3 separate regions of the Homo sapiens genome follow, and all the other regions are linked to region 3. The links are chromatin loops, found by intact Hi-C in ENCODE. Cell type or tissue: endothelial cell of umbilical vein. All regions are shown on one strand. Links, peaks and the distances in the headings refer to the core of each region. The heading gives the core; the rest is flanking DNA.

Region 1 (7,570 bases), core at 1,411-6,410, 390 kb after region 3:
TAAAACAAAAACAAAGAGTAGCTCTTGAAAGAATAGTTGGTCTCTGTAGCCCAAGTGAACCTGGAAACCTGGGAGCCTTGCTAGCTTTAGGCAGAACTGTGAAGTGGGTTAAGTTATTTTCAATTTCCCTCAAATCTGAACTATTGAAATAGCTTTCTGGTCTCTCAGTTCCTGTCCTTCTGAACTCTGTTTTGTTTTCCACAGGCTACTACAGTGATTCTAAAATGCAAACCCTGTTACACTGTTCCCCTGCTTAAAAAACTTTCCTGGCTCCCCATTATCTGCCAAGCATGACACACAAGACCCTTTGTGATCTTGCTCTGCCAAGCCTTCCAGCCTCATCCTCCATCACACCCACAGGAAGAGTTGCCAGATTTATTAAATAAAAATATGAGACGCATAGTTAAATATAAATTGCAGATAAACAATAACTTTTTGGCATAAACACGTCCCAAATATTGCATGACACATACTTAATACTAAAACATTTCCATTGTTTATCTGAAATCCAAATTTCAGTAGGCATCCTGTGTTTTATCTGGCAACCCTACTCATGCCAGGCTGATTGATTAACTTTCCAATTCCTACAGTCTCTTCTTTCCTTTGCAGGTGCCTGATAACCTCTACACCATGTCCCTTATCCACATGATATTCTTTGCTACTTCTTCAAAGCCAGGCATGGAGTTCTGGAACTCTGTGGGTGTGAGCTTGGAATCCAATGTGCCCGAGGATGGGCCTCGCCACCTGTGTGCTTTGTTTACTATCTGGGCTTCTGCCCCAGTTCCTGTTCACCCTTCCCATTCTCCCTCCTGGAACTGGATTTCTGCCCCGAACCCCAGTTTACTTGGCTGGAGCCCACATATAGTTTTTCACCCTTGCCAGCTCTTTCTCTGGGACTGTGGGTAAGAGCCTTCCTCCCAGCTGCTGGCTGGGCTTGTGATCTAAACTGGATGGATCATTGAAACCTGCCACAGATGCTGCTACCTTTTTGCCTTGCTTGCTACAAAGGATGGACAAGAAACTCAAATGAAATCAAGTTTGTGAAATAGTTTGTAAAGTGTAACATCTCTATTATGGTAGTTTAACTTACAAAGTTCAAGCTCTTACTGGTATTGCACATGAAAGCCCCACTCTAAAGTGCCCCAGATTCCTCTTGTTTCTGCTCATGCCTAGTGATATATGATGCTGAAAATGATGTGGAAAATGTCCAAATGTTCTCGAATTTTGATTAGTACATTCTGCCACACTGGTTATTGCATTATGGATGGAGATGGAGAATTGCTTGAACACGGGAGACAGTGGTTGCAGTGAGCCAAGATCGCACCACTGCACTCCAGTCTGGGCGGCTGAGCGAGACTCTGTCTCAAAAAAAAATAAAAAATAAAAAATAAAAAAATTGTAATCTTATGAACCAGAACATACCTCTTCACAACTGAAACCAAAGTCTCACGAACTATGTCTTATCCTAAGTCTGTGTAATGCACTCTGATATTTTCTATTTTATTTCATTTTTTAAAAAATTGGTCGACCCATCAAATTAATTTTATAACTCATGAATGGATTGTTACTTGCATTTTCCCAGACACTGATATGCACTGTCTAATGAGATTCCCTATATTAACCAACTGATTGGGACAATTGTTAAATGTAATTGTTAAATGTTTACCTCATTTGGTGCTAGATCCATAGGAATCACCCTGCCCACTAAAGGAGTGAGGCCACCTCACTGAGGTAAGTCACAGTTGTTCTCACTGATAAGATCAGAAAGCACAGTACTGCAGCCAGACTTTCAAAGCTACCTGAGGTTAATATACATAATTCCTGGCTGGGCCATTTTTAAAAAGGGATAGCTGCAAAATTACCACAACTACATTTATCTTAGAATAGAGGGATATTGTTTGGGGGCAACTCTTTCTTAGACTGTTTAAATCATTCCTGGTTAGGTTAAAGAGACTTTTAGGTTTCTGAGGTTTCACGTCAATTTCAGAGGTAAGCAAACATAAAATAAAAGCTCTCTCACTGCTATGATTTTGTTTTACTCTCCTTTTCCCTAAATGGTGAGCAGATTAGTCTAATATTCAGATTTCACTCTAATAGCCTGCTTTGACAATCTGGGAAACACTAGATTCCAAAGAAAATAAGGAAATATATATACATATATGTATATATAATTATGGTCCAAACGGAGTGGAAAGAATACAACACATGTAAGGAATTCTTTTGTTACAGGTACTCAGTCTAGTCCTCTTCTGCCCATTTCCTTCCCCTAACACGTCTTCCCTAACTTACAGCTGCCTCATTCTTTTTTTCCTTCTGATAGAGTTTTGCTGGTTTTGTTGATCTTGGAAAGATCAGTTTCAGCTCAGTGGTGCACAAAAGCTGGATTGGAGAGAATTTAAGAGAGAATAATAGGAGAAGAGGAATTAGAGACAGCTAGTATAGACAACTGGCTACAAGGGTTACAGAGAAATAAGAAGGTAACCAATAAGGGAAGTGCTGTCAAGAGGAGATTTTTGTTTTTGAAATGGTTGACACAACAGCATGGTTGTATACTGATAGAAATGATCCAGTAGAGGAAAAATTGATGAAGTAGGGTAGACAGGGAGGATTTGCTGGTCTAGTGTTCTTTATTCTGCGAGAGGGGTGAGATCTAACGCACAAGTGGAGGCTTTTGCATGGCTGCACCAAGAGTGCTTCCTTACTGACAGGGAGAAAGGCAGGGCCTAAAGCCGTACCCCTGCATGGATAAGTGTGCATGGTAAGAGTGAATGGAAGTTCTCTTCTGATTCTTCAGTTTTTTCAGTGAGGAAAGAAGCACAGTCGACAGCTGAGAGTGAGGATGGGGGAGAAGAGAAGAACAGAGATGAAAATGTCCATGAATAGAGTAGGAGAGTGAAAGGACCAGGGAAATACAGGACATTTGCTGGGAAAATAGCAAGGGCCTACTTAAGTTCCTAGTGATACCTTTAAAGTAAGACCAAACAGCTTGGTGTGTGTGTGGGTGGGTGTGTTTGTCTATCTGTCTGTCTGTTTTCCATCTATGACCAGCTCATGGGTACAGAAACAGTATGGGTGGAAAGTTGGATTTAACCGGAGTTGCAGTTTTGCCCACCAGCATGGCAGAATTAAAGTGGTCAGGGAGTTCAGGGAGTGATTATACAGATCGACTCTGAAATTTAAGCTGGTTAAAGATGGAATAGAGGGCTTCAAATGGCTATGGCAGTTAAGACAGAAATGGTGCCTCTGATGTGCCTCCCTTTGGTCTTTGCACGACTGGCTCCCTCTTGTGGTTCAGTCATTCTGTGCTCTCACCCTTTTAACTGCAGAGGACTTAACGTTGTTTTCTTATTACTTTCTTCTATTTATCCACCCAGCTATGTATGCTCTGTGCTCTGCTTTACACTATTAGAATATAAGCTCCATGAGAGCAAGCACCTTGTCAGTAATGTTCATTGTTTTATAGCCACAGCACTTATTTGACTTATTTGGCAGAGTGAAGACAACAAGTATTTGATGGAAGAATGAAGAATGACTAGGACGTGATTATAAGGCCTTCGCCATCCTGTGCATGGTCTTCTACATGTGCTCCTGTTTGTCAGTTTTCTGTTTCTAACCTCCACCAAGAGAAAGAAGATGCTTCCCCAGGGTTAGGGTTACTTGCTAGTCAATCCACTCCAGGTCTCCCTCAAGGCCTTCCAAGGCTCTGGGGAGGAGAACTCAAGGAGAAATTTACCCCAGAGTTACTGAGGCACCAGATGTTTCAGAGGCCAGCCAAAGAGGAAGGAGGTGTCATAAGGGCATAATTGCTTTCCATTTTGTTTTGAATTTTTTTTTTTTTTTTTTTTTGAGACAGGGTCTCGCTTTGTCACCCAGGCTGGAGTGCTGTGGCACAATCATGGCTCAATGCAGCCTCAACCTCCTGGGCACAAGTGATCCTCCCGCCTCATTCCCCCAAGTAGCTGGGACTACAGGCCCATGCCACCCTACTCAGCTAATTTTTGTATTTGTTTGTATTCTTTTGTTCCACCATGTCACCCAGGCTGGTCTTGAATTCCTGGGCTCAAGCAGTCCTCTTGCCTCGGCCTCCCAAAGTGCTGGAATTACAGGCATAAGCAACTATGCGTGGTCTATTTTGCTCATTTCTTACTGGGTTATTTTCTTATTGCCGAATTTTAGAAGTTTTTAATATATTATGGATGCAAGTCCTTCATCAGATGTATGTTTTGCAAATATTGTCATTTCTCAGTGGTGTCTTTTGAAGAGCAGAAGTTTTAATTTTTATAAAGTTTTAACTTGTCAGCTGTGTCTTAGATTGTTCATGCTTTTTCTGTCATGTGCAAGAAATCTGCCTAATCGAAGGCTGCAAAGATTTTGTCCTGTTTTATTCAAGTTGTTGTATATAATGTGAAGTTAAGGTCAAATTTCATCTTTTTGCATGTGGTTATTCAGCTGTTCCAGCACCTTCTGTTGAAAAGACTATTCTTTCCCCACTGAATTATTTGGCACGTTTCTTGAAAATCAATTGAACCAAAGCGTGGGCCGCACAGTGGCTCATGCCTGTAATCCCAGCACTTTGGGAGGACGAGGAGGCCAGATCACCTGAGGTCCAGAGTTCAAGACCAGCATGGCCAACATGGCAAAGCCCGTCTCTACTAAAAAAAAAAATACAAAAATTAGCCAGGTGTGGTGGCACGCATCTGCAATCCCAGCTACTCAGGAGGCTGAGGCAGGAGTATTGCTTGAACCTGGGAGGCAGAGGTTGTAGTGAGCCGAGATTATGCCACGGAACTCCAGCCTAGGTGAGAGTGAGACTCTGTCTCAAAAACAACAACAACAACAACAACAACAAAAGTGTGAAGTCTGCTATTGGACTTTCTAGTCTTCCATTTATCTAAATATCTATTGTTCTGTCTTTATAATGCTTTCTTGATTACTGTGGCATTGTAGTAAGTTTTAGAATCAGGTAAATCCTTCAACTTTTTCTTTATCAAAATTGTTTCACTATTCTGGATTCTTTGCACTTTCATATAAACTTTTTTGCCACATGAAAGTTATTAGCTTATTAATCTTCTTATGAAAAGTCCACACAGTGGCTGCAGATAACGTCATGCAGCATCTTTATTCCTGTGGCTTTTTGCCAGCACCACCATTGGCCTTTGCAGTCCCCCTAACTTTCTTCATTCTGTTCTTGTGTTCTTTTTGAGGTCTTTTCCTTCTCATCCAAGCTATGTCTTGCAAGTCTATGTTTGGCTTCGTTTTTCTTTGCATAATCCAAGGAATCATAAATCACATCAAAGCCGGTTGTCTTGCCACCACCAGAATGAGTTCTGAATCCAAATACATTCCCACCAGCAATATGTGAGTTTCTCCATATGCTGGTCAACACTTGTTCACTTGGTCAATCTTTTTTGTCTTAGCCATTCTAGTAAGTGTATAGTGGTATCTCATTTTGGTTTTAATTTGCATTTTTCTGATGACTTATGATGTTCAGCATCTTTTTAATTTTGAGACAGAGTCTCACTCTGTCGCCCAGGCTGGAGTGCAGTGGTGTGATCTTGGCTCACTGCAACCTCCACCTCCTGGGTTCAAGTGATTCCCATGCCTCAGCCTCCCAAGTAACTGACATCCAGTGTAGCCTTGTACATTTTGGATAGTTTTTCCCAAATTTCTGTGTTGGGTACTGATAACTTTCCAGGGTGAAGGACATCAATGAACATTTGTTCATCTCCCAAATTTGTGTGTTGGGTACTGATAACTTTCCAGGGTGAAGGACATCAATGACGATTTGTTCATCTCAAGGAGTTGGCTGGTCATAAACTTCCTGATTCAAGTAGTTATTGTGTCATTCATGATGGTGATCAATCCTTAGGCAGCCACTTCCATATAAAATTTAGGAATAGCTTGTCAATTTAAAGAAAAAAAGGCTGGACATGGTGGCTCATGCCTGTAATCTCAGCTCTTTGGGAGGCCAAGGCAGGAGGATTGCTTGAGCCCAGTAGTTCAAGACCAGCCTGGGCAATATAGTGAGACCCCTTCTCTAAAAAAAATTTTTTTTTTAATTAGCCAGACATGGTGGTGCACACCTGTAGTCTCAGCTGCTTGGGGGCGCTGAGGTGGGAGGATTGCTTGAGCCTGGTAGTTTGAGACTGGCCTGGGCAATATGGTGAGATCCCTTCTCAAAAAAAAATTTTTTTAATTAGCCGGTCATGGTGGTGCACACCTGTAGTCTCAGGTAGTGGGGGTGCTGAGGTGGGAGGATTGCTTGAGCCCAGGAGTTTGAGACCAGCCTGGACAATATAGTGAGACCTCTTCTCTAAAAAAAAATGTTTTTTAATTAGCCAGTCATGGTGGTGCACAACTGTAATATCAGGTAGTTGGGGGGCTGAGGCGGGAGGATTGCTTGAGCCCACGAAGTTGAGGCTGAAGTGAGCCATGATTGCACCACTGCAGAGAGCAAGACTCTGTCTCAACAACAACAAAAATAGCCTACTAGGATTTTGACAGATATTACATTGAATTTATTTTATTTAGTTTTATTTATTTATTTTTTTAGAGAGAGAGTCTTGCTCTGTCACCTAGGCTGAAGTGCAGTGGCATGATCATATAATATCTCACTGCTACCTCAAACTCCTGGGCTCAAGGGATCCTCCCGCCTCAGCCTCTGTAGTAGCTAGGACTATAGGCACATGCCACTATACCCAGCTAATTTTTTTTTTTTTGGCAGAGACGGGATCTTGCTATGTTGCCCAGGATGGCCTCAAGCAACCTCCAGCCTTGGCCTCCCAAAGTGTTGGGATTACAGGCTTGAGGCACCGCATTCAGCCTACACTGAATTTATACATCAATATTGGGAAATTGTCATCTTAACAATATTGAATCTTCCAACCCATGACATCATATCTCTCCCATTTTATATAAGTCCTTTTAAATTTATCTTAGCAGTGTTTTGTACAAGTTTGCCTTTCTCTCGTCTAATTTAGTCCTAAGTATCTTATTCTTTTGATGCTCATTAAACGGACTTACTAGTTATGATACGTTTTTGTAGATTCTTTGCAGTTTCTTACATACAAGATAATGTTGCTTGAGAATCACAATAGCTTTTAAACTCTTTGCTCACTACATTTCAGTTAAACCTCTCACTCCCTCTAGCACCCAAGACCATAGCCCAAAAATATCCAAATGCTTCCCTTCTAAGGATAGAGTCAGGTGTCCTTAAATTTCTCCTAAAGATGGAATGTTCCACCAACAGCAGTGTTGATCTTCTACTATGGTAGTGTGCTATGTCCATCTCTAGCACAAAGATAAACATGTCACAAGAACCATGCATTCATGCACTCAGGATTCTTTTCCCCTTTGCCCCTGTGACTTGTGTGTATCTTTGCTTCAGTTATTGACCAACCATCCTACAGATGGCTATACTCTTAGATAAGTTTTTGATAAGTTTTCTGTCTGTAGTAATTTTGTCTTTGCTCAAATCTCAGACAGTTCTCTCATAGTTACATCTTGACCACTGGGATATTTTTGGATCCTGATTCTGCCATTCAGCATATTAGTTATCCCAACAAAATTC
Region 2 (7,570 bases), core at 1,160-6,159, 520 kb after region 3:
TAAATAGAGACAGGTCTTGCTCTGGCACCCAGGCAAGAGTGCGATGGTGCAGTCGTGTTAATAGCTTGCTGCACTCTCAAACTCCTGGATCCTCCCGCCTCAGCCTCCCAAGTAGCTAGGACTACAGGTGTATGCTGCTGTGCCCAGCTAGTTTTTTATTTTTTGTTTAGACAGGGTCTTGCTATGTTGCCCAGGCTGGTCTTGAACTCTTAGGCTCAAGCAATCTTCCTGCCTCAGCTCTCCAAAGTACTTGGATTTACAGGCGTGAGCCACTATGCACAGCCCTTTTCCACCTGTTTCAAGGTGATTTTTTTTCACCCCGTATAGACTTTCTAAAGAGTTATTTCTTCATACTTGAAGTCAGTAGAATAACTTGATGTTGTTGTTATTTATTTATGTCCTATATAGAGTGTATCCTCCTGATCTGCAATTCAGTTCTTTCCTTTCAGGGAAGTTTTCCTGTGTTATATCCTTTTTGTCATTTGTTCAGATTTCTATTTCAATAATACTAGTTATATTGGATATTCTATTGACTATTTTTTGTCTTTATACTTTAAATTTTTCTTGCTTCTGTGTTTCCTTCTACTTTCAGGCACACTCATATCTTTTATTTTGAGGGCAGGAGAGAATGAAACTTTGTTTATATTCCATAACTGTTTGATTATTTTTCAACCTGTATGTGCCATGCACCTGTGCTGTGGGCCCTTGCACTTACTGTTCCCTCTACCGGCAGTGCCCTGTCTCCAGATATCCGTGTGGATCGCTGGATACAGATCCCTACACAGATAACCCTTCCTCAGAAGGTCTGTCTTGTACCATTCTGTCTACCTACGTCACTCTCCTTACATTATTATAATGTGACATTATGTATTTATGAGCATATTCGATTTTCCATTCCTCCCCTATCCCTCCACCCCCAGTGCAGGCCCCAGAAAGCACAGGTTATATCCATTTTGTTCATGGCTATATTGCCAGTACCTATAACAGTGCTTGGCATATAGTAAAGACTTGTACATCCAGTTGCAGACAGGTCATGCCTGCAATCTGTAGCTGAGCCTTTAGAAGGTATACTTGAATTCTGTTACTTTTCTGGGGATAAAAATATGGGCCTATGGTGAAATCATTTACAAATTTCTTTAGTCTTAATTGAGATACAGTGGGACCGGTTTTCCCCTAATTTGTGTATGGGGACTTATATTCAAAGAACAAGCAAGCAGGCCGGACGCGGTGGCTTGTGCCTATAATCCCAGCACTTTGAGAGGCCAAAGAGGAGAATCACTTGAGTCCAGCCTGGTTAACAAAGCCAGACCCCATCTGCGTGTGCGTGTGTGCACGTGCGTGCGCACACACACAAACACACACACACAAAACCAATGTCCAGGTGTGGCGATGTTTGCTTGTAGTCCAGCTACTTGGGTGGGGGGTGGCTGAGGCAAGAGGAACCCTTAAGCCCAGGAGTTAGAGATTGCAGTGAGCTATGATCGCATCACTGCCCTCCTTCCTGGGTGACAGCGAGACCCTGTCTCAAACAAAACAAAAGAAACAAACCACGCAGAATTCTTAAACAGAAGAGGCTTTAAGCAAGGGGTTTGTAGATGACAGCTCCTTCCTCAATGGAATATGCATTTTCCCTTATGGGAAAAGGGCTCAGTGATTTTAGTATAACTTACTTAAGAACAAGGGTTATAAGGTAACAGTTTTATCTGTGTCTTTATTCAGGAAAAATCCTCGCGATGATCCCAGAGGATCTCAGTGAAGCCATTTGGGAATTTCCCCAAGAATTCCTACCTGAAAGGAATTTATCTTTTATTTCCCTAAGCCTCTTTGAAGATGCACACTTGTGGTTTAAAACCAAATTTTCTGGAGTACTTATCTTCTGCTTATCAGTGGATCACCAAGTAGTGATTGTAGCATATCTAGGTTTTTAAAGTCTTTTTCTTTTTCTTTCTTTTCCTTCCTCCTCCCTTCCTCCCTACCTCCCTTCTTGCCTCTATCTTGCCCTGTCACCCACGCTGGAGTGCAGTGGCACGATCACAGCTCACTGCATCCTCAGTCCCTTGGGCACAAGAAGTCCTCCCATCTCAGCTTTGGGGTCTTTTTCTATTAACCTATAAGCTTCCTGAGGGCAGGACCCACTTATTTCAAATCTCTTAAACCCTGGGATCTATAACTAGTGTCCCAGGAAGCTGCCATGAGCAGGAAGTGGGTTCTAGAGCTCTCAGCACTGTGGGGAGTGTGGGGCTCACAGAGTGGTAGGAGGAAGCATAAACTTCAGTTGCTGACATCTGGAGCACAGCTGCTGTTTTTTTTTTTTTTTTCCTTCTACTTTCATTTTAGGTTTAGGGGATACATGTGCAGGTTCGTTACACGGGTAAATTTCGTGTACAGATGATCCTGTCACCAAGGTAGCGTAGTACCTGATAGGTAGCTTTCCAACCTGCACCCTGGTCCTGGTTCAAGCAGTCCCTGTTGTCTGCTGTGCCCACCTTTGTGCCCATGTGTATTCAATGATTAGCTACCCCTTATAAGTGAGAACACATGGTATTTGGTTTTCTGGTCTTGAGTTAGTTCTCTTAGGCTAATGGCCTCCAGCTGCATCCATGTTGCTACAAGGGACATGATCTCATTCTTATTACGGCTGCATAGTATTCCATGGTATATGGAATATATACCACATTTCTTTATCCAGTCCATCATTGATGGGTATCTTGGATGATTCCATGTTTTTGCTATGGTGAATAGTACTGTGATGAACATACAAGTACATGTGTCTTTTTGGTAGAACAATTTATTTTCCTTTGGGTGTATACCCAATAATAGTTTTGCTGATAGTCGTAAGTTCTTTGGGAAATCTCCACAGTGCTTTCCACAGTGGCTGCACTAATTTACATTCCCACTAGCAGTGTGTAAGTGTTCCTGTTTCTCTGCAACCTTGCTGGCATTTGTTGTTTTTTTACTTTTTCGTAGTAGGACAGCTGCTGCTTCTTTTCACCATCTGTTAATAATAACTGGATGACATGGAATATGGAGGTCTTTGATACATGTACAAATAAACATTGTGTAAACAGATAAGGAAAGTATACGATAGGAGAGAGAAAAGGCCTTTATGAAGCAGGTTTTGGTGGTAATTAATTTGCTACTAAGGCTTCCAGTTGGTGATGTGAGTGATTTGAACTCCTGGGCTAGGGAAGGCTGTGGAAGAATAACCAACCACCTGCTTTCAACTTTAAGCTAATCATCAGTGATTGATTGTCATGAACAATGGCTTGCATTTGTAACTTGGTTCTTACTTATTCAACAACTGGGAAGAGATGGGCGGTCCGAAGCAACTATGTTAGCTCCAGATCTTAATGGAGGTAGGAAGGGGGCTGATGTCGCATAGCCTTTTCACAAGCTGCCAAACCCAGGCGGATGTTGGAAGTTGCCCTTCTGAACTGCCCTTTCATTTCCATCAGGCGGAGGGCTTGCTTTGCTGCCTGGGAACGTGGTGGTGGACTCTGGCTCTGCACCCTTCCTGCAGAGTGAATGCGCTCCAAATTAGAAAAACAGAAGTGTCCTACTTTCTATTCCCCACCACTGCCTCAGCTTGTTGCCGCAGCACCTCCTGCTTCAGCTGCCCTTCCTTGGGTTCTTGGCATGGCTGGGAGGAGCAGGTGCCAAGGCCCAGTGGCCAGCACTGCTGGGAACACAATACCAGTCAGGAATTTAATGATATCTCACTGCACTTAGTAAATATTTTGTGGGGGGGGTCTTAAAAAAAACAACCTGTAGATGTCATAATTAGTGATATAACAAGACAGATTCTGGAAGAAATTTAAAAATATAAAATTTCAGCTTTCAATCTGGATTGGCTGTTTGAATGAAAAGAGTGAGCAGCTTTTCTAGGCTTGGTTAGGGGATGAGGGATAGCGATAGTCTGGTGTGGAAGCATGATAAAGCATGCGGTGGAACAGACCCTCTGAGGAGCTAAAGGGAGGAAAGCAAGCAGTCCATGCTTAAACATGATCTTTATTTTACGTTAGCTCTTGGCATTTCTACTTCTTCAACAATTAATGGAATATATTCACATTTGGAATGGGCTAATTAAGGAACCTAGAATAACGCTAGTCAGTCATTTAGAAAGCCTTTCTTGGAGTGTTACTTTTAGTAAATGTAAAAGCATACTTCAACTTGTAATTCTCTCTAAATGGAAAAATTATAAATGCTGCCACCTGTTGACAAAATTTGAGGGTGCATTCTACTCCAGTTGGTCAGTGATCCCTGCCGACAGGGGATCTTACTGGCTGGATAATGACCCTCAGCTAAAAATGCTTTAAAATGTGCTGGTCTGACTGTACCTTATCTGACATTCTGTTCTTGGCGGCTGATTGGTGTGAGAAGTACACCTGAATTGCTTTGATTTGTTTAGCCCAACTTGAGACACAGATGTAGATCAATTTAAAGAATGCTGAAGCTCCCATGCTACCTTATAGAATCCATCATTTAAGACACCATTTCATATTGTATGCCCTGAAGCCTTAAAGTGGATCTGTGGCTGAAAAGTATGTTTTTCTTTTTCTTTTTTTTCTTTTTTTGAGATAAGAGTCTTGCTCTGTCACCCAGGCTGGAGTGCAGTGGCATGAACATGGCTCACTGCAGCCTTGGCCTCCTGGACTCAAGCGATCCTCCTGCCTCAGCCTCCTGAGTAGCTGGGACTAAAGGCATATACCACCATGCCTGGCTAATTTTAAATTATTTTGTAGAGACAGGATCTCACTTTGTTGCCCAGGCTGGTCTCAAAATCCTGGGCTCAAGTGAAATCCTCTCAAAATGCTGGGACTGTAGGTGTTGACCATTCTTCTCGGCTGAGTATCCATATTTTAAAAGTCTTGTAGATGAATAAATACTACTACTTACTTGGTAGAGCACTTGCCCTTATGTCTAACCAGAGTGAGAGAGAGCCCCTTTTCAGGACCTGTGACACAGCACCCCAAACTTTGGAGGCAGCCTTAGCCTATCCCCAGGGCCTCTGTGACCATTGCTGGGTCTAGGACACCACACTCGCCCTGAAAGTGGCACTCTTTGAGGCCAGTCACTTCCAACTCTGCCTTTCATTTCTGAGAGGAAGGTAAGCCATCCTCCTGTTCTCCTTTCTTTTATATCCGCTTCGGTTTCTTTATTATTGATTCCCCTCCTCACCGTACCCTCTGGAATCCTTTTTCCTTAACAGTTTCCCCCACCCTCCTCGCCACATACACATGCTATTTGCAGAAGTCTCCACTTTCTGTATTAAAGAAAACCTAGATTTCCCCTTAGGATGCTACTTTCTTTCTTGTCTTTTCTGTTACCGAGGACTTTCTCCTATGTGAAAATCTCATGTTGGGTGATGGTGGTGGTGGTATTATTATTCTGTCTCCTAGTGTGTCTTTCATCCTTTTCTAAAAGCTCAAATCTATCTTTATCCTTCATATCTTTCTTCTCAAACCTGCTGTTTGTCTTTTTACCTCCAGTCCCACATTGCCTTCATTTTTTCCCAGTACCGTCCGCCCCCTGCCATGCAATTTATCCTGAGCCAGCCACTATTCTGGAATTTACATATAGTAATTTGCTTATTTCTCACAATGACTTTATGAATTAGGTATTACTATTTTCATAGGCACAGAGAGGTTAAGCAACCAGGGTCACAAGTAAGTGGCTTAGCTGGACCTCAAACATAGGCAGCTTGCCTCTGGATCTATATTCCTGTGAATCAACTTTTCCTTAGTCATGTGTTTCAGGTCATGTGCAAAGATGCTCATTGCAGTATGACTGGAAACAACTTGGATGTCCACCATTAGGGGATTGGTTAAATTATGCTCTATCTAAACCATGCTGTACTCTGCAGTTATTAAAGAGAATGATTCCCAGCACTTTGGGAAGCTGAGGCAACAGGATTGTTTGAGGCCAGGAGTTCAAGACCAGCCTAGGGCACAAACCAAGACCCTGTCTCTGCAGAAGAGAATGAGACAGTAATATGTAATATGAAGAAAAAAATCTCCAAAGAGAAAAAGCAAGATGCAGAACATTTGTTGTGTGTATGTGGGGAGAAAATCTGGTCTGTGCGTGTAGCACTGGATCAGGCGGTTCCTGAAGCCATACAAGATTTAGATTTCTCAAGTCGTTTTGTAAGCTGCCTGTCAGAGACATCAGGATCAGGCATTTCTCCCTGTCTGAGAATTTGCTTCTCACAGTCTGCAGTTTTCTGTTCAGGAGGAAGACAGCATGGTGTGGTACATGGCGTGTGATTGTAGAGACAAATAGCACTTGATTTAAAGCTAGATTAGTCACTTATCATGTGATCTTGAGCAAGTCACTTCACTTTTCCCAGCATTGGTTTTTACAGTTTTAAAATGGGGATAAGGCCTACCTGACAGAATTATTGTTACTTTTGAGATAATATTTACTCATTCAACAAATATTTTCATTCGGCACTTACTGTGTGCAAAGCACGCTTACAGCACTAAGGTTATAGCAGTAAACAAGAACTTAAAATGTTCTACTCTAATTTAGTTTACTTCTGGTAGGAATAGAAACACTTAAAAAATAAGGTAAATCATATATGGCAAATGGTGATGAATATTCTGAAGGAAAACAAAAAGAAAATAAAGGGTGAATAGGAGTGTTGGCGTGTGGTAGAGGTGCAGTTTAACAGGACAGTTAGAAAAGTCTTAACAAGGCACCACTGGAGCCAAGATTTGGAAGAGCTGAGGATACACATGGGTATCTGGAGCAAAAGCAGAGGGAATATGAACTGTGAATGTCCAGGGTGGGCACCTGCTTGAGAGCTGCAAGGATGCCGGTATGGCTGGCACGGAGACGTGGACAGAGAAATGAGGTGAGAGAGGTGGCAGGACAGGGGCCCAGATGGGTAGGCCTTTGCAAGCCTGTACAATTTTGGCTTTTCCTCTGCATGTAATATATCTGGCACATAAGGGATGCTCTACAAATGGTAACTGTGTTATAAGGATGCCACCATGATGCCCTGCTTTTTAGGTAGGTAGAAGAAAGATAGACAGGGTAACATTTTAGGATTCTTTTTTTTTTTTGAGACAGGGTTTCCCTGTGTCTCCCAGGCTGGAATTCAGTGGCGCGATCTCAGTGCACTGCAACCTCTGCCTCCTGGGCTCAGGTGATCTTCCCACCTTAATCTCCCAAAGTGCTGGGATGAGCCACTGTGCTCAGCCTAGGATCCACCCATGCTCACCCACCCAACTTTTTATTTTATTTTATTTTATTTTGAGACAGGATCTTGGTCTGTCACCTAGGCTGTAGTGCAGTGGCACAGTCACAGCTCACTGCAGCCTCAACCTGCTGGGCTTATGCAATCCTTCTACCTCAGCCTCCCAAGTAGCTGGGACTACAGACGGGCACTACCACGCCCACCTAATTTTTGTACTTTTTGTAGAGATGAGGTCTCACTATGTTGCCCAGGCTGGAGGATTCTTTTTAACAATTACTTTTTATATGCCTGATACAGCAGCATCGTTGCATAGAAAGAGAGAACACTTTAGCAGAAATCTAAGGACCAGATGTCATATGCATTGTGCTGTTG
Region 3 (7,570 bases), core at 1,096-6,095:
ACAGATGTGGGTAGTGTTTTTCCTGCCATTGTAAAATCTTTTTTTTTTTTTAAGATAGCTGTTTAATTTTCCAGAAATCTGTATTTTCCTCCTAGAATCAAGTCCTTTTTTAAATACATAAATAGTGTATTTAAGCCTTTTTGACTTAGCTTTTTCCACACCTATCCTGGAAAAAAAAAGTCCTCAAACCTTGTATTCCCTGTATCTACACTAAAAAATGCAAAAATAGATACTCCTCAGAGCAACCAACGTCACCATTTACACTACAGCCAGGTCTTCAAACTCCCTTTGGCAAATAAGAGCAGCTAAAGCTCTGTTTTATAAATTGGAGACTGTTAATTTGGGCTTTGAATGACATTATTCCCACCAACTAAATAGAAACTTCAGGTTTCTATGGAGAACCACAGCAGAACTTAAATTTCTCAGTTTCTTTGACTTTTTTGCTTTTTTCTCTACAAACCTTTGAACTTGCATAAATTCCTGCTGCCAGGCAGTTCTGTGCCTTCTCGTTTGAATAATAAAACAGGTTTGAGGCTACTAAAGTTCAACAGAAATAATTTCTTATTCAGCAGAAATACTGAATCCTTTTCTCTCTCTGAAATACTGAATCCTTTTTCTCTCTGTTCCTCAATAGGAATTGCATCAATACCAAATTAGGATTCTGAGTGATGTTTATGACGTTCCATTAGCCTCTCCCATTGTCTCAGTAAAATGGCATATGAAGCAACAGCTTAGATAAAAGGAAGGGTGCAGTGTCAGTATCTGAACACTAAGGCATCCAGCTAAGGGCTTGGTTCCTTTCATTTTTCTCCATAATTGGATCCATGTTATCCCCAAGGTATGAAAAATAGTTTCTCATGCAGACAGAATGCAACACCAAAAGAAGGGGAAGGCATTGACACTCCCCATATTCCAAATGCATCATAAAATCAATAGAATTTAAATGCGTGTTGGCATCCTTTGAACCAGTACGTGGGTCACTAAAAATGGTGACATTGAGTTAATGTCCCTGTGATGCCTAGAGGCAAAGCTACATACACCCATTAAACAAGGAAATCTAATTGTTTTGTTGGCACACTTCTTGCTCATCTGTGTATGCTCTACTCTCCTATTTGGTGGATGTATTGGCATCTGCTATGCACAGTTATGCACTGCATAACAACACTTCGCATATACTACAGGGGTCCCATGAGATTATAATGGAGCTGAAAAATTTCTATTGCCTAGTGATATCTTGATGATCCTGACCCTGTGTAGGCCTGGGCTAATGTGTGTGTTTGTGTCTTAGTTTTTTTGTGTGTGTGCTTTATTTTTTGAGACGGAGTCTCGCTCTTGTCACCCAGGCTGGAGTGCAAAGGTGCGATCTCAGCTCACTGCACTTCAAAACTGTATCATTCCTTACATATCAAGGATCTCATTTGTGGTAAAAATTTTTTTTGGTATTTTATCGCCATTTAGTCATATTCGTGGATTTTCTTTGTTTTTTCTTCTTCTTCTTCTTCTTTTTTTTTTTTTTTTTTTTTGGAGACACTGTGTCTTAGTTTTTTAATGAAGGAGTTTAAAAAGTGAAATGTAAAAATTTTTAAACTAGAAAAAAGCTTATAGAATAAGGATATAACAAAAGGAAATATTTTTGCACAGCTGTACAATGTGTCTGTATTTTAACCTGTTATTACAAAATAGTCAAAAAGTTTTAAAAGTTTAAAAGTTTATAAAGCAAAAAAGTTACAGTAAGCAAAGGTTTATTATTGAAGAAAGAAAAAAGTTTAATAAATTTAGAGTAGCCTAAATATATAGTGTTTATAAAGTCTACAGTAGTGTACACTGATGTCCTAGGCCTTCACATTCACTCACCAGTCACTCACTGGCTCACACAGAACAACTACCAATCCTGCAAGCTCCATTTATGGTAAGTGCTCTATATAGGTGTACCTTTTTTGTTTTTTGTTTTTTGTTTTTTGTTTTGAGACAGAGTTTTGCTCTTGTCGCCCAGGCTGGAGTGCAATGGTGCGATCTCGGCTCACCACAACCTCCACCTCCTGGGTTCAAGCGATTCTCCTGCTTCAGCCTCCCAAGTAACTGGGATTACAGGCACATGCCACCATGCCCGGCTAATTTTGTATTTTTGGAAGAGACTGGGTTTTTCCATGTTGGTCAGGCTGGTCTCGAACTCCCAACCTCAGGTGATCCGCCCACCCCAGCCTCGCAATGTGTTGAGATTACAGGCGTGAGCCACTGCGCCCGGCCACAGGTGTACCATTTTAAAAAATCTTTTATACGGTATTTTTCTGGTACCTCTTCTATGTTTAGATATATAAATACCTATAGTATTACCTACAGTATTGTGTACAATTGTGTTTTAGTTGCCTACAGTATTCAGTGCAGTAACATGTGGCACAGGTTTGTAGCCTAGAAGAATAGGCTATGCCATATAGCCGAGGTGTGTAGTAGGCTGTATCATCTAGGTTTGTGAAAGTACACTCTGTGACATTTGTGCAATGATGAAATTACCTAAGGACACATTTCTCATAATGTATCTCTGTCATTACACAAGACATGACTGTACCCTTGTACACTGTGGAGGTGGAGGGGGCTACAGATGGGAGTTGTTACTTCCTCAAGACAGCTTGGTGTAGAGGAAGAGCTTAGGAGATAGGGTAAAGCCAGTTCACTTTGAAGCCTACTTCTCCCCCTTTTTTTTCCACAAGCTGTTGAGACCTTAGTGAGCTACCTTAGACCTGAGTTTCCTAACACTTAAGGTAGGATTAAAAATTTTTACTGCAGTCTGGGCAATATGGTGAGACCCTGTCTCTACAAAATAAAAAAATTAGCCAGGCATGGTGGTACGTGCCTGTAGTCCCAGCTACTCGGGAGACTGAGGTGGGAAGATCACTTGAGCCCAGGAGGTCAAGGTTGCAGTGAGCCATGTTAGCACCACTGCACTCTAGCCAAGAACTCTTTGAGCTCTTTGAGACAGGGCTGTCTCAAAAAAAAAAGAAAAAAAAAATGCTGGGTGGAGTTGCAATGAGGATGAAATGAAATGACATATGATAGGCACGGTGCTCAGGGTTGACCTCCCTACCTCTGTGCCCACCCTGCCCTGAAGAAATTTACAGTCTAGGAGGAAGCTATAAATGAATGCATGTATTCATATGCTTGATAAAAGGTGGAATATGACAGCTTCCTTAAAAGAGTAAAACAAAGAAGGAAAGGGGTGAGAGTTCACTTTTATCTGCGAGTAAATTATGGGAAACCCCATGGAGGAACATGGCATTGACTGGCCCTTGAACTGGTAGGATTGTGGCGTCATGATTCTCTGCTCCCTGATAAGCGTATTTCCATGTGAATCCTTGAGTGTGTTACACAAAAGGAAACTCAAAAGAATTAAGTCTATAAATACATGACTACACAACGGCCTCGGCTCTCATGGTATGAGTTCAGAGTTGTGATCCTAGAATTGAATGAAAATTGAATGTTACCAAACTAAACTTAGAAACTTTAGGGTGTATTTTTATTTAGAAATATTTTATGTGGCCAACAGAATTTCGTTTTTCAAAAGAATCTAATTTTAATTGTTGTATCTTAAGAAAAACTACTCCAATTGAGAATGTTTTTTGAAAGTAGAATCATTTTGGCCCATAGTCTAAGACCACTTAGAATGATTGATTTTCAGCAGTGTTACCCTCACAAGTGGAGGTTAGAAACAATTACTACCTGTGTGTGTTTTCAACTATCTATCTGCTTTGCCCATTTCTCTTAAAAATATCATGTTCTGTCCAATCATCTATTGGCTTATTTTTAAGTCAAAAAACACCTGTACGTTATTTGTTCCTTGTGAATTTGTATTTTGGTTACTATCTCATCAGAAACTTTATGTAAGTGTATATTAGGCAACATTTTTTTCTTTGTAGAGGAAGATTTCTCCCTAGTTTGTGGCAAATTCCAAAATACTTAAAAAGCAAATGCTGAACCTTAAAAACCTGGTCAAAAAACTTTGTAGATGAACGTAAGACCATTTTCTAGAGGTGCACAAACATTCTCCTGCAGTTACTCTCTGTGGCCACGAGATGGTGAGTGAGTCCCCAGAGGGACGTCACACCCCTTATAATCAAACAAAGTTTCTTAGGAACTATCAGATAAATATATAAGCAGACTGTCAAAGAACAAAAACCTAATCTCGGCTCTTTTTGATAGATGCCTGACCTCCTTTCTAAAGCCCATTTCCCACTTGAGATTGTATTTGCAGACACTTTGCTACATAAGCCTTTGGATAGTAAATAAATTTTTCCTTGAAAGTGTTTGCAAATATCCTTTGTGTTTCAAATAGTGCGTCTTCCTCCATGAGTCAGGGACTATGTCTGTCTTAATTCATCACCCTTCCCAGTGCTCAGCAGAACTGCCTGGCACTGAGTAAACAATTAATTTGTTGAATACGAAAATGTGTTTGTCTTTCTCCTGCTTTTCCACAACTTGCTATTCCCTTCTCCCCTGACCTCTTCAGATTTCCATTAATGATTGAAATAAGAGGAAGTTACAGAGGAGTTGAGCAATGGTATCATAGTAAGGAAATTAAATGGAATGCCCTTAGTATGAGAGTTTTACTCTGAAAGCACCTCTGTTGAGGTTCCTATCAGAAAGCAGTAGCAGAAGAGATGGGGGTGCCATCCTGAGATGAAGAGATGGGTGCCCTCCTGAGTTGCCTTGGAGACAGCTGCACCATCACTACCGTCCTGGATGTGAACCCAGGACCTGTGACCAGCCAGGTTCAGAGTGTCACTGGACTCTGTCATAACCCATGGACAGAGTCCAGTGTATCCTAGAATGTCTGCATTATTAGATGAGACTAGTGAATGTTGTACCAGGCAAAGCCACAGGTAACTACAAAATTCACTGATGCTGTTGCTTTGAGAGTATAGTGTGCGTTGGTGGGGGGTGGGGCAGCAGTTGTTTTTAAGTTCCTGCTTTGTGTGAGTCACTGTGTTAAATACTAGGGATACAAAGATAAACAGGAACTTACAATTTAAGAAAGAATTTGCTAATGAATAGATAGCCTTATATTTTTTATTATAATATGGCAAAATATAAGAGATGTGCACAGAATGCATGTAAAATCACAGAAGGAGCACCAGCCCCCATGTGGGCTGGCAGGACTGGAGGTGGGTGGGGGAAATAGGTTGGGAAAGCTTCCCAGAGAAGACTTTCCAACTGAAGCATGAGGCACAATAGCAAGATGAGGAAGGTGGGAGGGTGAGCCAAGCAGAAGGGCCACCATGAATCTAACACCTCGAATGCTAACATGAATTATCAGTTAGTGTGTGGGTGCTTGTAAATGAGCAGAGACGGGAAGCTATCCAGGAAGTGTTTGAATAATCACTGGGATTTTGCTAAAATCCTGTTTTCTACTTTAATCCTTTACATGTATAGCATAAGGTGGTTTTAATATGCACAGCAGTTTGTGACTTAGATTCTGGAGCCTAGCACCCAATCTAACACTCCAGACTTAGCACTGCTAAAGCTGAGAAACCTATTCTGGCTCCTGGTCTCTTAATCCTGGGTAAGGGCATCACTATTTGCTCAGTATCTGAACCTAGAAACCTCGACCTTTTCCAAGGATGTCAGCTCCCTGGCATCTTCACCAGGCAAGTCCATTTGGTCACCAAATCCAGCCTACTGTGCACTTGAACAGTCCACACACTGCGACTGCCCTACTTTATGTCCTTGCCATCTCCTCGAGGCCCATGCTCCAGCACCCTGTCCTCTGAGCCTCTGATCCCACCTTCCTTCTGTCCAGCCTCCCCATTGCCCCCTGACCACTCCCACTGTCCACTACTAGATCATAGCTCATAGCTTCAGCCAGCCTTCTTGACCTGGTCTTAGCCTATCTGTCCAGTGCCATCTCCCACCGCCCCAACCCCCAGCACCAAGCTTTCACCATTCCCAGAAGCCACCAGAGCCCTTCCAGCTGTTGTACCATTGCATGTGCTTGGGCCCTGCTGGAGGTACCTTTACACCCCTGTCTTTACCTACTTAGCCCCTTTTCTCCCATCAGGTCTACCCAATTGTCACCTCAAGGATCTAAGCCAAGTCCATTGGCTTTGGAATTCCTTTTGTGTGCCTCTGTTTTAGCACATGGGTGTTTCCCCTTCTTGCCCTAAGGTAGGCCTCTCAGGAGCTGAGGCCTCACCTTAGCCCTTTCCTGTCCAGCCTCTAGCCTGGCACCTGGCACCAAGAAGGCACTCAGTCATGGTGGACACACATGTCTCCCATCCAAGTACTAACCAGGCCCGACCATGCTTATGGTGGACACATATGTCAGTGAACACTTCCTCTTCTGCCCTGAATTTGCAGATGACACTTCTGAGATTCTGGCTAGACATCTCCACATATGTGACCAACAGAGTCTCAAAATCAAGCTGTGCATAAACAAAATGTGTCTTCTTTCCTGAGACTCAATCTGTGAGTTGTCCTTTCTTATCCTTATAACTTGAAGTTGTAGTCACCTTTCACTACTCCTCACCCCCACAGTCCCCCACATCTGATGACTTACCAATTTCTCTTGCCTCCACCACTGAGATAGCTTTTAAATCTGTCCAATCCCACTGCCCTAGTTTAATTCTCTATCCCTCACGCGGGCTGTTGAAATAACCTCCTAACTGCTCCCTGTCTTTCCTTTCGCTTCATCTCCCAAACCACCATCCTCTAAACACAAATGATCATGCCATTTTTTGGCCTGCTCAGTATCTTGTGTGGTCTCTCCATTTGCTACTCTTCGGCACGGGCTTTATGATTTGACTTAACTTCATGCCTCCCACCTGCCCTACCCTCCAGCTACCTGCTAGCACTCATCCAAGCCACATGGAACAGGGATGGCCTTTATATCCACACCTCTATGGCTGTGGTCATCCTGTTCCTTTCTTTATATCCACTTATCAAACTCCTACTCATCCACTTAAGCCCAACTAAAATATACATTCTCTGAAGATTCCTTATTCCCCCAGGCAGAATTAGATATTCCCTCTTCTGGATTTTAATTATACCTCAGTTATAGCACTTACCATTATCTGTGTAAAAGGAGGCTTTGTTTTGTGAGCATCTGTCTCAAACTCAACTGTAAAATCATTAGGGAAAGATGACGTCTCTTATTCGTGTTTCCTCTTCTCCCGCTCCAGCCCCATAATGGTCTCCAATAAATGAATAAGTGAATGACCAATGCTGATATTTGTTTCATTTCTCAAACATTAGCTTTTGAGCTCCCTATGCAGGGACCAGGCTTTCATCTTTATATGTCTTCCAGTGCCCAACACAGTGACTTGTATATTATAGGTACGCAGTAAATATTTGTTAAGTTGGACTGACAGCTAAATAATTCTATCATTTGAGTAATGTTTCATTGAGGACAGAATTTTTGCACAGAGCATACAATTTCAACCACCAATGACTCCTGCTTGGCTGCATGCAAGAACATCAATTTTGCAGCCATGAATGTGACTAGCATTACCCACGGGTAAGTGCTGATTGACGCTAACTGTAGATGCAATGGAAATATTAATGAGCTGTTGCTTCTTAAAAT

The links. Peaks named below come from ENCODE experiments on the same cell type or tissue, not always from the same donor. Only the 100,000 strongest peaks of a DNase experiment are listed, where the experiment ranks them.
Region 1: it touches region 3 in a loop (10-fold over the local background); 18 of 110 quality-filtered maps call a loop at or near these places.
Region 2: a loop joins it to region 3, with 24 times the contacts of the local background. A loop is called at or near these places in 2 of 110 quality-filtered maps.

Annotation. Positions count from the first base shown.
Region 1 is chr1:65,072,282-65,079,851 of GRCh38, forward strand. It overlaps the pseudogene LOC100129205. Among named protein-coding and RNA genes, the nearest start is that of MIR101-1, 18 kb to the left of the region's middle. RefSeq lists silencers at 3,245-3,294, 3,315-3,364. In endothelial cell of umbilical vein, for the core only: a CTCF peak has its summit at 3,305 (motif pointing left); a DNase peak (open chromatin) is centred at 3,290; H3K27me3 peaks cover 284 bases.
Region 2 is chr1:65,205,251-65,212,820 of GRCh38, forward strand. All of the region lies in intron 2 of AK4 (adenylate kinase 4), which reads left to right. Among named protein-coding and RNA genes, the nearest start is that of AK4, 61 kb to the left of the region's middle. RefSeq lists an enhancer at 2,208-2,287. In endothelial cell of umbilical vein, for the core only: a CTCF peak has its summit at 4,206 (motif pointing left); a DNase peak (open chromatin) is centred at 4,211; H3K27me3 peaks cover 152 bases.
Region 3 is chr1:64,682,862-64,690,431 of GRCh38, forward strand. All of the region lies in intron 26 of CACHD1 (cache domain containing 1), which reads left to right. Among named protein-coding and RNA genes, the nearest start is that of RAVER2, 58 kb to the right of the region's middle. In endothelial cell of umbilical vein, for the core only: a CTCF peak has its summit at 4,063; DNase peaks (open chromatin) are centred at 4,200 and 5,060; H3K27ac peaks cover 1,861 bases.